2 separate regions of the Homo sapiens genome follow, and region 1 is linked to region 2. A link is a loop called in an ENCODE intact Hi-C map of the cell type or tissue named here. Cell type or tissue: endothelial cell of umbilical vein. All regions are shown on one strand.

The links. Peaks named below come from ENCODE experiments on the same cell type or tissue, not always from the same donor. Only the 100,000 strongest peaks of a DNase experiment are listed, where the experiment ranks them.
Region 1: a loop joins it to region 2, with 5 times the contacts of the local background. A loop is called at or near these places in 3 of 110 quality-filtered maps.

What each region holds. Positions count from the first base shown.
Region 1 is chr3:152,594,820-152,597,319 of GRCh38, forward strand. No RefSeq gene overlaps it. Among named protein-coding and RNA genes, the nearest start is that of P2RY1, 240 kb to the right of the region's middle. RefSeq lists enhancers at 1,554-1,653, 2,017-2,500. In endothelial cell of umbilical vein, no CTCF peak of the experiment used is centred here; DNase peaks (open chromatin) are centred at 1,562 and 1,842; H3K27ac peaks cover 1,600 bases.
Region 2 is chr3:152,833,922-152,836,421 of GRCh38, forward strand. P2RY1 (purinergic receptor P2Y1) reads left to right here and starts at 1,210. Exons shown (of 1, transcript NM_002563.5): 1 at 1,210-2,500. The coding sequence starts at 1,862. RefSeq lists silencers at 1,117-1,166, 1,879-2,173 and an enhancer at 1,347-1,446. In endothelial cell of umbilical vein, a CTCF peak has its summit at 1,530; DNase peaks (open chromatin) are centred at 1,010 and 1,530; H3K4me3 peaks cover 1,760 bases.

The DNA of each region.
Region 1 (2,500 bases), 240 kb before region 2:
TTTGTTTTTTTCCCAAACAGCATGGTACTGGTACCAAAACAGAGATATAGATCAATGGAACAGAACAGAGCCCTCAGAAATAATGCCGCATATCTACAACTATCTGATCTTTGACAAACCTGAGAAAAACAAGCAATGGGGAAAGGATTCCCTATTTAATAAATGGTGCTGGGAAAACTGGCTAGCCATATGTAGAAAGCTGAAACTGGATCCCTTCCTTACACCTTATACAAAAATCAATTCAAGATGGATTAAAGATTTAAACGTTAAACCTAAAACCATAAAAACCCTAGAAGAAAACCTAGGCATTACCATTCAGGACATAGGCGTGGGCAAGGACTTCATGTCCAAAACACCAAAAGCAATGGCAACAAAAGACAAAATTGACAAATGGGATCTAATTAAACTAAAGAGCTTCTGCACAGCAAAAGAAACTACCATCAGAGTGAACAGGCAACCTACAACATGGGAGAAAATTTTCGCAACCTACTCATCTGACAAAGGGCTAATATCCAGAATCTACAATGAACTCAAACAAATTTACAAGAAGAGGTCACTGTTTCCCACCCACACTCATAAGGTAGAAAATTCCTTACACAAAAAAAGCAAGATGTATGCTGGGCATACAAAAAGAATGACACATGTTCATTATAAGAGAACAGAGTATATTTAGTGATAAATTAGCTTTGTGGTAAAAATATTTTACTATGAAAATGGTAACACAGACCAGGTACAGTGGCTTATGTTTGTAATTCCAGCACTTTGGGAGGCTGAGGTGGGGGGATTGCTTGATTCCAGGAGTTTGAGACCAGCTTGAGCAACACAGTGTGACCCTGTCTCTACAAAATTTTTACAAATTAGCTGGGTGTGGTGGCACACATGTGTAGTCCCAGCTACTCATCTACTCAGGAGGCTGAGGTGGAGGTGGGAGGATTGCTTGATCCCAGAGGGTTGAGGGTACAGTGAGCTAGGCTTATGGCACTGCACTCCAGCCTGGGTGACAAAGTGAGACCCTGTTTCAAATTATAATAATAATAATAAATTATTTAAAAAATACTAAGAGAAAGAAGAAAGAAAGAGAGAGAAAGAAAGAAAGAAAGAAAGAAAGAAAGAAAGAAAGAAAGAAAGAAAGAAAGAAAAGAGGTAATATAATTGATCTAGGGTTAAGTGAATAAAGTATAATATATTTCTCAGTTCTGATTATTCCAAGGAATCTTTTAGTCTGGTGTCAGGGAGAGAATGGAGACCACAAATCTCTTTCCTTTTCTTCATAGCAAGATGGAAGAAGCCAAAGATTCGAGCTCTTTCTCTCAAATGTAGCTTTTCAAACAGCAAGTCCTAAGTCTCAAGTTAGGAAGTGAAAGTGTCATAGCTCTCTGATGCTGGCTAAAATTTTACTTTAAGTTTCTTGTCCTTGAAGAGAAACAGGAAGCACATTTTCTTATCAGCCAAAGCAGAATGAGTTCTTTTAGCAAGGTCCCACCCCCTGAGAGTGAACTTTGCACTGCCCAAATATGTGCGTGGAGCTCATTTGTGCTCTAATTGAATCCTTTAAAGCAACACAGCTGGAAGACTCAGATCTCACTTCCTTGATATTCTACAGTCTGCAGTTCATTTTTGCCAAGCCAAAAAGTGACTTGTGGAGGGAAAAATAACCCTAACAACAACAACATTTAAAAAGAAACAAAACCAGAGGAACTATCTGACATTTTGGTGCATCAGTTTAGTCAGTATATTCCTGCTGCTCGGAATAATTTCTCTGGACCTAGAACTCAACTTCTTCTTAGATAATTTATAATCATGGAAACCATACAGATCCCTGAGGTCAGGGAGCCACAGCGAGACCACATCCTTTGTTTTCATTTCTCAGCTCCAAGTTAAGCTGCTTATTGTGCCTGGATCCAAGATGTACAAATCATCCAGAGTGGCTGGGTTGTGTAAGAATGTTTCAACTGGCATGATGCCTGCTCTATCAATACAAATGGCTTAACTATTTTCTGATAAACCAAAGAATCATCCTACATGGCTCTCCTGAAACTGTAACTGTCTCTGAGCTGGCAGAGGAAGACTTGCAAGGGTTTTGTGTTTGAGAATCATCTGCAGATTGAGTTTTACAGGAGCTGGTTCCCTTACTTTGACACCCTGGGAGCAACTTCATATAAAGAACAGATCAGCATCTGAATATGGAACAGTAGGTGTCAGGCCTCTGAGCCTAAGCTAAGCCATCATATCCCCCGTAACCTGCATGTACACATCCAGATGGCCAGTTCCTGCCTTAACTGATGACATTCCACCACAAAAGAAGTGAAAATGGCCTGTTCCTGGCTTAATGGATGACATTATCTTGTGAAATTCCTTCTCCTGGCTCATCCTGGCTCAAAAGCTCCCCTACTGAGCACCTTGTGACCCCCACTCCTGCCCACCAGAGAACAACCCCTTTGACTATAATTTTCCTTTACCTACCCAAATCTTATAAAACGGCCCCAACCCATCTCCCTTC
Region 2 (2,500 bases):
CCTGAACAGCTAATATTTCATTTAGTTTCCAATTAAACTTGCTCAAATACATTTTTGAAGTGCATTGCTTAAAATTTACATTCAAGGCAAGAAAACGAGTTTGTCAGTAAATGTAGTAATTAAGGAAGTCCCAAGTCTGTATTTTTAAGATACTAGAGGTAATTGTAACTAATCACTTTAACTTAAAGAAATAGAATTGGAAATACCCCCCTCCCCCCGCCACCCCCTACCAAAACCATACCTTAGTCACTTTGGAATTATAACCGTCTTTTACGTCTATCAATATAAATGTATTGCATTTGGCATTCAAATTACTTTCAAAGGGATAAATTTCGAATTTTTTTTTTTCATTGTAGCTTCTGATCTTTAAATGTACTGAACAGGAGGATTTGGGGAGCTTGTCTTGTCTGATAGGTGTTAAGTATCTATGACGACAAATTTGAGCTGAAGCAATGTGCAATATGGACTAGTAATATCTTCACAAGACTATTTTGGAAATTCTCACGTTGATGTTATTAATGACGTGGGTTTATTAGCATTTGGGTAATTAAGAAAAAACAGTACTAGAATTTAAAAAAAAGAAAAAAAAAGGTAAGAAGGGCGAAACAGAGTTCTCCACTCCTCTCCCAACCCTCATTCCTTTGGAGGCTCGCGCCCTCTTGGAATAGCAGGTTCCTGCATGTGCCAGAAATCCGGTCCCGGCAAAGCTAGACGCTCTGCAATGACAGGCGTTCCCAGCTAGGGACTCCTGGCTGCTTGGAGCTTGAAAACACCTGGCGTGGTTCTCGAGGGCCCTAGAGGCTCCTGCTACGGACTGGTCGGCTCTGGGGTTGTAGGCAGAAGGCTCTAAGCGGTCGGAAGGGTTTCCTGTGTGTCAGCAACTTCACTTTGCCGAGATAGCTGGCGGAAGAGGGAAGGAGCGCTCGCGGGCCAATCGCCTGCCAGCAGCCACCTTGGAGCGCACCCCTCTCCCTCGCCGCCGACTCCGGTAGCAGCGTGCCGGCAGAGGCTGAACACACTCGGCCTCGGCGGAGACCTGCTCCCCAGAAGACGCCTCCTGCTTCCCACTGCGCCCTGGAGGACGCGGGCTGGCTGCTGGGCGAGCTCGGCGGAGGCACGCCCCTCGCCTCCCCGCGGAGTGCGGACTCGCCCCGGTGCCCAAACTCCGCCCACCCTCTAGGGAGCTCCGCTCTCCCGCCTAACCCCGGCACTCCGGACAGAGCTGGGCCTGGGGAAGGGGTTCCTGAACTACGCGGACGCCGAACGGGACGCGCTGCAGAAGCGCACGAGTCTGCGGCCACGCGCGCTCCGATGGCTGCCAGGAGCTGAGCTCAGGGTGGGCGGAGGAAGCGGTTAGACGCCCCGAAACTGAGCTGCACGTTTCTAAGGTAGGGAGGAGGAAGATGCCCCCAATTAAGTTGATCTTTGAGCCAAGGAGGCTGGGGAGCAGCCTCCCCAAGCTAGAGCCCTGCAGAGCGAGTTTCCCTTGACCTCGCTGCGCCTCTGGCGCGCTCTGCAGCGCGGACCCGCGGCCCCTCGGGAAAGCGCAGTCGGAAAGTTATCCGCGGCGGTTCCCTGCGCGCCCTGTTGTGTAAGCTCGGCGTTGCCAGCGGACGGAGAAGTTGCTGGCTTGCCCGATAGCCCAGTTCGGTGGCGGCCCGGGGCGGATTTCATGGCCCGCGGCGAACGCGGGGCCAGAGCTGGCGTGGGCGAGCCCCTGCGCGCCCCCTCCCGCGGGGATCCAGTTCGCCTGCTCCCTTCCGCTCGCTGGCTTTTCCGATGCTTGCTGCGCCCCTGGCCGCCGCTGCCCTCTCGCCGCCTCCTACCCCTCGGAGCCGCCGCCTAAGTCGAGGAGGAGAGAATGACCGAGGTGCTGTGGCCGGCTGTCCCCAACGGGACGGACGCTGCCTTCCTGGCCGGTCCGGGTTCGTCCTGGGGGAACAGCACGGTCGCCTCCACTGCCGCCGTCTCCTCGTCGTTCAAATGCGCCTTGACCAAGACGGGCTTCCAGTTTTACTACCTGCCGGCTGTCTACATCTTGGTATTCATCATCGGCTTCCTGGGCAACAGCGTGGCCATCTGGATGTTCGTCTTCCACATGAAGCCCTGGAGCGGCATCTCCGTGTACATGTTCAATTTGGCTCTGGCCGACTTCTTGTACGTGCTGACTCTGCCAGCCCTGATCTTCTACTACTTCAATAAAACAGACTGGATCTTCGGGGATGCCATGTGTAAACTGCAGAGGTTCATCTTTCATGTGAACCTCTATGGCAGCATCTTGTTTCTGACATGCATCAGTGCCCACCGGTACAGCGGTGTGGTGTACCCCCTCAAGTCCCTGGGCCGGCTCAAAAAGAAGAATGCGATCTGTATCAGCGTGCTGGTGTGGCTCATTGTGGTGGTGGCGATCTCCCCCATCCTCTTCTACTCAGGTACCGGGGTCCGCAAAAACAAAACCATCACCTGTTACGACACCACCTCAGACGAGTACCTGCGAAGT